Linked DNA regions of Homo sapiens: all the other regions are linked to region 3. The links are chromatin loops, found by intact Hi-C in ENCODE. Cell type or tissue: B cell. All regions are shown on one strand.

Region 1 (4,000 bases), 280 kb after region 3:
TTCACTTCAAACCCCTTTAGTTTTATAAAGCCTAATTTACAACACTAGGTAAGGAGCCTCTTGACACTCTGTTGTTTCCAATTAAGTAGTGAGAAGCATATCCAACTCAGTTGAAACTGCTAAATAAAAGGACAACCCAAAAGGTCACATATCATTTGGAAAGAGAGAAAAAAACCGTAAGCACAAAGCTGGATATGTCTGCTATGAAAAACATTTTAATATGCCTAATATTTGGAAGCTCCATCTATGGTAGACCCATAATTTTAAAAACAGGTTACCTTGAGAAACCTATTTTCGCTAAACAGAAAACATACCCACGCTGGATTTCCTTCCATTATAGAGGCAACTCCTAAGGCTGGTAAAGACCCCATTTTATTTTGGAGATTCTCAAAGGGGGTATGAGTGCTGCAATGGAATCTCTCATTCTCCCTTCAAGACCATTTGGGAAACTAGAAAAAAAATCAACACTTCCCAAATGACTCCTGTAAGGGACTTCTCAAAGCTTACCAACAAGAGGCTATCAACCAAACATTTTGAGACAATCTGTCCCCAACGACATCATCTTGCACTCAACAGGATGTAAGAAGTTAAAATGAGATGAACACCAGACTACGTGGAAGGCATGACTGACCAACCAGCCTTCTGCAGCACGCTGTGTGAGTGGACACTGACAAGTGCAATCTGGTCCCAGTGCACACACTCTGCAGACTTTGGTAGGGAGACCATAGAGGATGGGTTAAAAAAAAAAAAAAAAAAAAAAAGGCGGGTGTCCGAAGGACAGAAAAAAACTGAAGCCAAAAATTCGCTCCTCTGCCCACTGCCCTACCCACCGTCGACAATTAGGGTGATGTCAGTAAACCGGTCCTGCTCTCGCTGTTCATTCAATCGGTCGAGGATCATTTTATGATGTTCAGGGAACTCCTGAAGGCATTCCATCGTCTCTTCAGCCTCCATGGCCGTCGGGCTGCTCTACAAAAGAAGAGCATGATAATGTACACCCATGAGCTCGAGCCGAGGAACAAAACCCCTAAAGCATAAAACAACAACAAAAAAAACCAGCAACGTGAAAAGAAGGGGGGAGGGTGAAGCAAGAGGAGAGAAAGGCGAGGGAAGAAAGGCGAGCCGAGCGGCCCCGGAGCGTTGAGACCGGAGCCGCGGCCGCGGGACTCCGAGCCTGACCTAATTGGAGTCGGGAGACGCGAGCTAGAGCGGGGTGGGCACAGCGCCGGAGGTTCCGAGCGCCAGGGCGCGCAAGTCCAACAAGGGAGGGGACTCGACAGCCGTGGCGGTCCTCTAACGGCCCGCCAAGCCCTTCTGCCCGGCCGGGGCTCCCACCGCCCCGGGACCCGGTCCGGCCCGCGACCCACAACGACTCTCGGGTCGCCTCTCCCTCCCCCGCCCTCCCTCTTCTCCCCCGCCCCGACCGGGCCGGCACTCACTGAGGGAAGGAGGAGCGGCCCAGGCTTGCGCGTCACTTACGTCGACGCACACCGTCACCGCGTCGAGCTCCGGCTGACGCGGACGCCTTCCGGGCGCCGACCAGCAAGGGAACGGGCCACGCCCCTACCCACACCCCTCAGTGGATGGGCGGGGCCGAGCGCGGGGATTTGGCGCTCACGAAGGGCGAGGGCTTGCTCTCTGAGAAGAAACCGGGCAGCGGTGGGCTTGGGCTACTGCAGAGCCTGGCAGGGCCAGAAGCTGGGAACCTAAGTCATTGCCCTTCAACCTCTCACCCTCCCCAGCTTGACTCCAGGGGCGGACACTTCCCGACCCGAGCCCGGAATGAACTCGCCAACCGTCCTCACAGCCCAGCTACTGCGCGGCCCCTCCCGCCCCGTCCTGCCCCGCCCCCTTCCTTCCGAGACCTGGGTTGGCCCGCCTTACCTAGCTCGTGGGTCGCCCTCCTTCCTCTCCGTCCCTCAGAGCCTCTTGTTCCGTGCTTTCCCCTCCCAGGGCATAATGCGCCCCACGCCTTTCCTGACCCCTAACCCGTGGGTCGCCCTCCATTTTCTTCGTGAGAGCCGGGGCTCCCCTTCTGCTCGGGCCCCGCTGGCGCACGTGCGTTCGGTTGGGCACCCGGGCGGCCGCGGCCCCGGCAGCGGCAGCTACGGGCGCGAGCACGTTCGGGCCGCCCGGAATCTTCCTCCGCGAAGCGCGCCCTCCCCGCGCCCTGCCGCAGCACGTGCTTGCTGGGCTCAGGACCTGGAGCTGCTCAGAATTATTTACACCGGATCCCGTTAGTGCAGGCCTTCCCCACTCCTTTAAAGAGTCCAGGCCGGCGCGGTGGCTCATGCCTGTAATCCCAACACTTTGAGAGGCCTGGGCGGGTGGAGCACATGAGGTCAGGAGTTCGAAACCAGCCTGGGCAACATGGCGAAACCCCGTCTCTACTAAAAATACAAAAATTAGCCGGGAATGGTGGTGGGCGCCTGTAATCCCAGCTATTCGGGAGGCTGAGGCAGGAGAATAGCTTGAAGCGGGGAGGTGGAGGTTGTAGTGAGCTGAGGTAGTGCCACTGCATTCCAGCCTGGGCGACAGAGCGAGACAACGTCTCAAAAAAAAAAAAAAGTCCAGTGACCCACAGTCAGCTGCATGTGACTGCTTCCTTAATTCCTCCAAAGAAATATTATATATAAATACATTTTGAGGATAATTCTATAATTGAGATTTACTTATTTTTTTCTCTCAAAGAACTTGAGAATTGGGATTACGGAGGAACTCAAATAGCTATATGGTAATAATGTCATCATAACTTCAACAGATATGTATTGAGAATCCTAGTACTAGACACTGAGAAGTCCAGCTGTGAACAAGGTATATGTGGTTTCTGCCTTTCTGAATCTTAAGTCTAGTAGACTGCATAGATATTTTGAACAGTAATTGCCTAGGTGCTTGCTGATGAGTTTTGCAACACCTGAAGAACGAAGTAACTGGGTGTCAAGGAAAGCCAGTTGACCTGTAAGAAGAGATGTGGGCGGGCGCGGTGGCTCACGCTTGTAATCCCAGCACTTTGGGAGGCCGAGTTGGGGAGGAGGAGTTCAGCCCAGGAGTTTGAGGCCAGCCTGGGCACATAGCGAGACCCCATCTGTATTAAAACAAAAAATGTTTTTAAGTGATGTGAAGTCTAAGTGTTCTTAGCCAAAAGTATAGCACATGCAAAGGCACCAAGATTATAGCATTCAGGAAACTGAAACAATGTTGCTGGATAGACGCACAAGGGTGCCTTATAAAAAGTGTTGAAGATGTCAGATTTTCTTTTTGCAAGGGGAAGCCTTGCCGCATGGTGACATCCTAAGATGTACTTTTTAAAGAGATAATTCTAGCCCCAATATGGAGAACAGATTAAATGGGACAAGCTGCTAGGAATAGAGATCAACTGGGAGACTGTTAGTAATGTAGATGAAACCATGGGGGAAAATGGAATTAGAGAGCTGGTCAGAATCTAGAGATAGGCTGGGCGCAGTGGTTCAGGCCTGTAATCCCATCACTTTGGGAGGCCCAGTCGGGGAGGATCGCTGGAACCCAGGTGTTCAAGACCAGCCTGGGTGACATGGTGAAACATCGTCTCTACAAAATACAAAAAAATTAGTGATGGTGTGCACCTATTGTTTCAGCTACTTGGAAGACTGGGGTGGGAGGATCACTTGAGCTCAGGGAGGTTGAGGCTGCAGTGAGCTAAGATGGTGCCACTTCACTCCAGCCTGGGCAACAGAGTGAGACCCTGTCTCAAAAAAAAAAAAAAAAATCTAGAGATAGAACCAACATTGGCTGTAAAGCATGCCATAGATACTAAATAAATATTGCTGGATATATTGGTGACAAGGGAGAAAGAATAGTCAAAGATGGCTCCTGGATTTCTGGCTTGAGCCAGTAGATTGTTGGCACCATCTACCAAAATAGGAAATACAACTGGCGGAGCTGGATGGGGAGAGAGGATGGAACCAGAGGTGTTATTATAAGGAGATAATGTTAGAGGCCCTTGGATATATGGGCCTACATA
Region 2 (4,000 bases), 450 kb after region 3:
TTTCGCCAGCCGAGGTCTCTCGGTCGCGGCACCGCTCGTTGGTCTGCGCCTCCATTTTCTCAGTGGCCGCAGCACCCAGGTTGCAGATGTGAGGGATTCGGTGTCGCAGCTGCCCCAGTTGCGCCCAGTTGCGCCTGGAGTTACCGGGCGGCGGCGGCGCTGGGCTGGGGGAGCCAGCCGCTCCTCGGGGCCGGTGGCAGGGGAGCTGCCGGGGCGCCTTCTCTTCCCAGCGCCGCCGCACGGACTGCGGCTCGGCCTCCAGAACCCAGTCCGGTGGCTGCGCTGCTGGGGTTTCTGTGACAGGACCCCACGGTTTCGGGCGTCGTTGGCTTCTTGGTCCTAGGAAGTTTCTATTTCGCGGTGCCTGCGATTTCTACCCCTTGTTCAAGTCGTGGAATAGTCACAATGTGATTTCTCAGCCCAATCAAGTTCCGACTTAGGACAAACACCGGTCTGGCCCTGGCTGCGATTTCTAGGTAGTAGGAAGTTACTGTTTCATCGTAACGAGGCTGAGTCACCCTGTGACTCACATCTCAGCAATTCCGGGTTTCCTGTAGCCTCGGAATTCTAATCCTAACAACCCCGGGTTAGCCCTGCCTCAAGTTCCTTAGTCATTGCAAGTTTCTTACTAGTAAGCTCTGCTTTAGCTGCTCAGGAGACGTTTAACTCCTGTAGAAATCTGGGTACCAGCGAATGCGGTTTTTTTTTTTTTTTTTGCTTAGCGATGACCAGTTTAGCAGGGCCTGGGAGCTCTTATACTAAGTTTGGTTTCACAATAGCGGGTCCCGCCTTAGCTAGGCCTGTGTTTTTTAAACTCCCCTGGAAGTCAGGAAATGCAGGCAAACGGGATTTTTCAGTTTTGCCAAGCCCCAGTTGACAATAGCAAGTCCCGCCGAAAGCGACTTTTTTTCCTACCATTTTATAGTCTAAGCTAAACAGGTTTAACCATGACTGTTATTTATTTATTTATTTAATTTGGTAGGAAATTTAGACTTAGGTGTAACATGTACTGGTTTAGATCGGATAGGGATATCCTAATCGTAGGATTGCATTACAAACATTTGTAATTTCTTCTTTGTAGGAATGGTTGTCAGCAATTTTTGCTTATTTTTTAATTGTCTTTTTGTGTCTTGCTCTGAGAACGACATTACCGATGTGCTTGCCTTTCATTTCTACTTGCATTTTAGGCTTCTATTATTTTTAAATTGTATTTCTATTTAAATGTTATGTATTTTTTTCTACTGATTTTAAATGTCTCAGCTTCGTGCTCCTTGACTTGCATGCTCAGGACGCGGGGAGCCGATCTCGGTCTCAGACTTGCTGCTGCCAGGTCCCGGGTTCTGTCTGGCGACTCCGCTTCTTATGCGGAGCTGTCGGTTTTGCGTCAGCACTTTTGCCAGTAGCGCCCACTGGGCGTTTTCTCAATTGGTGCACAATTCTTAGCGCCCAACAGGACGTTTCATGTTTTCGGGGCCCGTAAATTCTCTGTGCTGTCTCTTTCTGGGTCCTAGAAACGCTAATATCTCGTAGGAACTTCCTGAACCCCTTTTTACGGTGCAGACCGGTGACTGCACCCAGCCTCTGTGCTCTCTAGTAATTCCATAGCACCGTTAGCTGCGGCTTTTTCTCTCACAGCACATTACAACGGGTTAAAACACATTAAACGACTTAAAACACAATAAGATGCCACAACACATTTTTCTGTCACAACACATTTAAACACAGTCAGTTCATTTCTCCAGACAGGACTCCTATCTAAGAGCCCGCAGTTTCTTTCTAGCAGCACCATTTATGGCACCTAAATGGACATTTGTTTGGCAACACCAGGGCAATCCGCTGGGTGTCTGCTCTTGCTGAGTCCCAGCGCAGCCAGATTATTGTTAGCGAGGTCCTTAGTAGTGCCGAGCCCTAGCGGACAGTTTCCTGGTGGCAGCAATGCTCATTTCCCGGACACAGGTGGTTCTTGGCCTCTGAAGCTCTCTTTAATCCCTGCGTTCTGTAGGGCTACTTCTCTATACGGTCTGCTTAGTGTCAGTTTCATTTCGTTTTCTTTTCTCGCTGTTTTTCCGTCGGAATTACGGTTTGTTTTGGTTCTATGTACTTTCTAAAATTTTATCGTTTTTCATTTGTGTACTAATTTTAGTGCATTTATTACTATTGAGTTTCATATTTGGCTTGCCTCCGCCCACGAGCTCCGGAGACATAAATACCCAGGCTGATGCTGAAGTGTATTATAGTAAGGTTAAATTTCCTGCAATTGATAACTGTACTGTGCTACTGTGTAAGCTTATGTAAGACAATATCCCTGTTCTTAGGAAATGCACACTAAATATTAAAGTTTACTGGCCATAAGTTGTACAGTGTTTTTACAATTAAAAAAAATTTTTGCTCTGTCGCCCAGGCGGGTGCAGTGGTGTGATCTCGGCTCCCTGCAACCTCTGCCTCCTGAGTTCAAGCAATTCTTCTACCTCAGCCTCCCAAGTAGCTGGGATTACAGGTGCATGCCACCAAACCCGGCTAATTTTTGTATTTTTGGTAGAGATGGAGTTTCACTATGTTGATTATGCTGGTATCGAACTCCTGACCTCTGGTGGTCCACTCGCCTCGGCCTCCCAAAGGGCTGGGATTACAGGTGGGAGCCACCGTGGTGGCCCCAAATTCTTTAAAGAGAGGAGGGGAGGGAATATGGATAAAAGGTAGGCTGCAGCCGGGTGCGGTGGCTTGCGCCTGTAATCCCAGCACTTTGGGAGGCAGAGGCGGGAGGATCACCTGAGGTTGGGAGTTCGAGACCAGCCTGGCCAGCATGGTGAAACCCCATCTCTACTAAAAATACAAAACTTAGCTGGGCGTGGTGGCTCAAGCCTGCAGTCACAACTACTCACGAAGCTGAGGTAGGAGAATCACTTGAACCCGGGAGGTGGTGGTTGCAGTGAGCCGAGATTGCACCATTGCACTCCAGCGAGACTCTGTCTCAAAAAAAAAAAAAAAAAAAAAAAAGCTGGATTTCTGTGGTTCCTTCTTGCATTTTTTCTTGTAAATTTTAAATCATTTTAAATAAAAGGTTAAAAATGTAACATAAGGACTGTATATTTATTATCTCCAATTTTCACATCCCAGTGAATCCTGTATAATGAATCTTTCATTCCACAATTTCATTTTCCTATTCCCACAAATGTCAACCTCTCTTCAGCATTTTGTATAGCAAATGTATTTCTTCAGCTTCCATGACAAGTCACTGCCCTTTTCTTTTGCTTCAGCAGACACTCAATCTGTTTGCTCTGGCACATCAACTTTCTTTGTCCAAACTCTGAACTGCCCCAGGATGAAATATTTTGCTTTGCTAAATATTTTGGAATAATTTTATACTTGCCAGTGGAATCTGTATTATCAATGTTGGTGCATAAAATGAATGCACAAAAAGGGGTAGTTGAGAAGTGTTTAATAAAGTAACTGACTACTTACAATGAGCATTTGTGGACAGGTAAAAGGAAACAAACAAGAGGTAGGGAGCACTCCAGACTTTCACCAGAAGAAAGCATTACCATTCCTAGCTAAGTAGGGGCAAGAGAATGAGTGGTGTTAGAGAAAGCAAGCAAGTGCTGGAAGGGCCACTCCACAGTATTTTTGGCCTTTTTTTTCCCTTTTATTTTTCTGAGACCGGGTCTCACTCTGTCACCCAGGCTGGAGTGCAGTGGTACAACTATAGCTTATTGCAGCCTCCGCCATCTCAGCTCATGCAGTCCTCCTTCCTCAGCCTCCCAAGTAGCTGTGGCTACAGGTACATAGCACCATGCCTGGCTTATTTATTTATTTACTTATTTATTTATGTTTATTTATTTTTTTATGAGATGGAGTTTTGCTCTTGTTGCCCAGGCAATGGTGCAGTCTTGGCTCACTGCAACCTCCACCTCCCAGGTTCAAGTGATTCTCCTGCCTCAGTCTCTCGAGTAGCTGGGATTGCAGGTGTCCACCACCACACCCTGCTAATTTTTGTATTTTT
Region 3 (4,000 bases):
AAAGACAGTCATATAGACTCTTAATGTCATACATGGTAAAGACTAAGATATAGGAAAGCACAAGGTACTGTGGGACCTCAGATTCAAATGGGGAAATGACAAAATTGGAAGAAAGTAGACAACTGAGAGGTTCAGCAGTCCAGAAGTCAATTAATAAGGTCCTGAACTAAGAGTGGTAACAAGGAGAAAGAGGAGACAGATCTGAAAAGTGTTAAGGAAAATACAATCTACAGGAGTTTGACTGGCCATGGGAGTGCAGAAGATGGAATTACACTTGGATAACAGTACAAAGTGATTAAACGAGATGAGAAAAGGAAAACAGTAGATTTAAAGTGGCAGGAGATGATGTCTTCAGTTGCGGCTCTGTTGAGTTTGGGGTGCCTGTGGGATATCCAAGTGCATATTCAATGGCAGGTGGATACACATCAGAATATTTGGGTAGAGCTAAAAAAACACATTTTGAAGTTACTGACATAGTAAAAATTTTAAACATGAGATGTGGAAAGAAAAGAGCAGTAGGTTAGGGATGGCACTTTCAGAATGCTAACTATTGAGGAGAGGGCAAAGGAGGACGCATTCAAGAGGCAGAGAAAGTAATTTCTCTTCTTTTTTTTTGAGATGGAGTCCCTCTCTGTCGCCCAGGCTGGAGTGCAGTGGCACAATCTCGGCTCACTGCAACCTCCACCTCCCGGGTTCAAGCAATTCTCTGTCTCAGCCTCCTGAGTAACTGGAATTACTGGCGTCTGCCACCATGCCCGGCTAATTTTTTTGTATTTTTAGTAGAGATGGGGTTTCACCATCTTGGCCAGGCTGGTCTTGAACTTCTGACCTCGTGATCCTCCTGCCTTGGCCTCCCAAAGTGCTGGGATTACAGGCATGAGCCACTGTGCCCAGCTGTAATTTCTCATTATTCAGAATATTAGAAGAGACTAGTAACTAGGAATATGGAAATTTTCAAGGAAGGAATGGGTAAGTGTTAAATACAGCAGAGAGGTCCAATGAGACAATGTTAGAAAAATGTCTGCTCTGCCTGGGCACAAAGTGAGGTCCCATCTCTACAAAAAAATAAAGAAATTAGGTAGGCATGGTGGTGTGCACCGGTGGTCCCAGCAACACGGGAGGCTGAGGCAAGAGGATCACTTGACGCCAGGAGGTGAAGGCTGCAGTTAGCTGTGTTTGTACTACTGCACTCCAGCACTCCAGCTTGGGTGACAGAGCAAGATCTTATCTAAGGAAAAAAAGAAAAAAAAGTCTGCTAATTGCTAATTGTAGGCGCCCTGAGGGCAGGTACTATGACTTATTAATTCTTATATACTCGGTGTCTGTTACAAAGACTGATACAATGCAGGCAGCACCCTATAAATGCTTCTAGAATTTTACTGATGTGACAATCACTTGAATTAGTAAAATAACACACTTCTACGATTCAAAAAGAAACATGTCGGTACTAGATATTGTAGACATTTTTCCCAAGGGAGCTTTTTCTTGACCCAACTCTGCCTAAATTTTTAGTAGAAAAATATTAATAAAGGAAATACAGAAAATACCTTTCCAACAGAAAGAATAAAAAGCAAAGAAAAAGGATTTAAAAACGCAAAAAAAAGAGAGAATAAATGAATACAAACCAAAAGATTAGTGTAGCAATGTCAATAACAGAAAAATATGATTTAAGCAAAAAGTTATAGTAGAAATAGAGGAATCTTAACCGAAAGATAAAAAAGTTCACTTCACAGAAAAGCTATCTCTAGGGCCCAGACTCCTGTGAGGCAAGAGAGATGATCGAGGCGTGAAAATGCAGTCAGATTTTGTTTTTATTTAAAATTGCAGCATTTTACTAATCATAGACTTTTTTGCATTAATTTTTATTTTTAAAAATATTGCATCCAAATATTGCTTATCTTCATTACGGAGTTCTTTTGGCGGTCCCTTAAATTCTGCACCTGAGGCTCGTGCCTCATTTTAATTCTGGCTGTGGACCAGGAGGGTACTTGGGCGTCTGAAAACATAACCCCAAGTGTTGTATCACATAAGTAGACAGAAATGCAAGAAAAAAAAAAACTGGCATAATCCCAATAACAGTGGGAGATTTTAACATACCCGCATCAAAAGCTGGCCGATCAATTAAAAAAAAAAAAACTAGTAAGGGTTAGGGAATGCGTGCACAATACAACGTTTTCTCCTGCAGCTCTGTGAAGGGCAGCCCGCGGTAGGCTAGGCCTGGTCCTGGGCGCCCCAGCCGGCTCCCCCGGGTCCAGGCGTGCGCCTGCGGGCGACGTGCGCGTCTGGGCATCCGGCCGTCACGCGCTGCCTGGGACTCCACCCTACCTACCCTTCGCGTAGTACTTGTTATACTTTGGCAGCTTCTTCACGTCGGTCCTCTCCGCGCGCGGGTAGGAACCGTCCACGGCCTTAAAGAAGCCTCCTCACCAGGTCAGTGGCGCCAAGCAGGTTGCGTACGCGCAGAGGCGGGAAGGGCGGCTGGACGTCGCCCAGGTAAACGACGTCCCGCGCCACCCCTTTCTTGTTGCTGTCGCTCTGCACTTCCCGCGCTCTTCCTTGCTCTCTGCTTCGGCTACCGCCCGCTGTTTTCCACTTCAGTCTCTCCTGGTCCACGGCAGCCACGACTACAGATACCAGTAGCGCGACAGCCTCAAAGCGCCATAACGTCGTGCTTTTCTTTTTTCGTTCTTTCTTTCTTTCTTTCTTTTTTTCTCGTGCTTTGTTTCCTCTGATTTTCCTTTTCCGGGTTTTTAGTTGAACACACGTTTTTTTCGTGTATGTGTTTTAAATAAATGCATTTAGGGCTAAATTTAACTGTACCCCACCCATTATAATAAATAGTACTTTTACGATTTTCCAGAATAAGATTTTGTGGTTTCCTCTTTAACCCATGAGTTGAATGCTTTGTTTCTAAGCTTAGAGCCAAACATTTATTTATTATTAGAGACAAGGTCTCTGTCGCCCAGGCTGCAATGCAATTGTCAGAGGCGAGTGAACCAGAGCAACTCCCATCTTAAAATAGGAGCTAGGTAAAATGAGGCTGAAACCTACTAAGCTGCATTCCCATCTAAGTCACAGGATGACATAGGTCAGCACAAAATACAGGTCATAAAAGACCTTGCTAATAAAACAGGTTGCAGTGAAGAAGCCGGCTAAATCCTACCAAAACCAAAATGGCCACAAGGGTAACCTCTGGTCGCCCTCACTACTACACTCCCATCAGCGCCATGACAGTTTACAAATGCCATGGCAACGTCAGAAAGTTACCCGATTTGGTCTCAAAAGGGGAGGCATGGGCTGGACGCAGTGGTTCACGCCTGTAATCCCAGCACTTTGGGAGGCAGAGGCGGGCGGATCACGAGGTCAGGAGATCGAGACCATCCTGGCTAACACGGTGAAACCCCGTCTCTACTAAAAATACAAAAATTAGCCGGGTGTGGTGGCGGGCGTCTGTAGTACCAGCTACTGGGGAGGCTGAGGCAGGAGAATGGCGTGAACCTGGGAGGCGGAGCTTGCAGTGAGCAGAGATCTCGCCACTGCACTCCAGTCTGGGCAACAGAGCGATACAGAGCGATACTCCGTCTCAAAAAAAAAAAAAAAAAAAAAAAAGGCGGGGGGTAAGGCATGAATAGTCCACTCCTTGTTTAGCATATCATCAAGAAATAACCATAAAAATGGGCAACCAGCCACCCTCAGGGCTGCTCTATGAAGTAGCCATTCTTTTATTCCTTTGCTTTCTTAATAAACTTGCTTTCACTTTGCACTGCGGACTGGCCCTAAATTCTTTCTTGCACGAGATCCAAGAACTCTCTCTTGGCGTCTGGATGGGGACCCCTTTCCTGTAACGCAATGGCAGGATCAAAGCCTCCAACTCCTGGGTTCAAGTGATCCCCCTGCCTTAGCCTCCCAAGTAGGTGGGCCACAACGCCTGGCTAATCTTTTAAATTTTTTGTAGAGACAGGGTCTCACTATGTTGCCCAGGCTGGTCCTGAACTCCTGG

Evidence for each region. Peaks named below come from ENCODE experiments on the same cell type or tissue, not always from the same donor. Only the 100,000 strongest peaks of a DNase experiment are listed, where the experiment ranks them.
Region 1: a loop joins it to region 3, with 6 times the contacts of the local background. A loop is called at or near these places in 16 of 110 quality-filtered maps.
Region 2: it touches region 3 in a loop (16-fold over the local background); 2 of 110 quality-filtered maps call a loop at or near these places.

Annotation. Positions count from the first base shown.
Region 1 is chr5:43,119,008-43,123,007 of GRCh38, reverse strand. ZNF131 (zinc finger protein 131) reads right to left here and starts at 2,094. Exons shown (of 7, transcript NM_001330707.2): 1 at 1,885-2,094; 2 at 831-969. The coding sequence starts at 954. RefSeq lists enhancers at 439-1,006, 1,007-1,575, 2,373-2,432 and silencers at 1,153-1,412, 1,843-2,192. In B cell, no CTCF peak of the experiment used is centred here; DNase peaks (open chromatin) are centred at 1,557 and 1,937; H3K4me3 peaks cover 2,509 bases; H3K27ac peaks cover 2,322 bases.
Region 2 is chr5:42,947,344-42,951,343 of GRCh38, reverse strand. It overlaps LOC105374745 (a long non-coding RNA gene), which reads right to left and starts at 455. Exons shown (of 3, transcript XR_925964.3): 1 at 1-455. RefSeq lists enhancers at 1-62, 441-585, 63-585, 562-621, 383-677 and 1 more, a silencer at 172-271 and a cis regulatory region at 508-518. In B cell, CTCF peaks have their summits at 1,696 and 1,895; DNase peaks (open chromatin) are centred at 393, 1,483 and 1,883; H3K4me3 peaks cover 2,465 bases; H3K27ac peaks cover 2,683 bases.
Region 3 is chr5:43,395,465-43,399,464 of GRCh38, reverse strand. The region is part of intron 1 of CCL28 (C-C motif chemokine ligand 28); the gene reads left to right. Among named protein-coding and RNA genes, the nearest start is that of CCL28, 15 kb to the left of the region's middle. RefSeq lists silencers at 2,147-2,236, 2,287-2,346. In B cell, no CTCF peak of the experiment used is centred here; a DNase peak (open chromatin) is centred at 2,404; H3K4me3 peaks cover 1,498 bases; H3K27ac peaks cover 1,589 bases.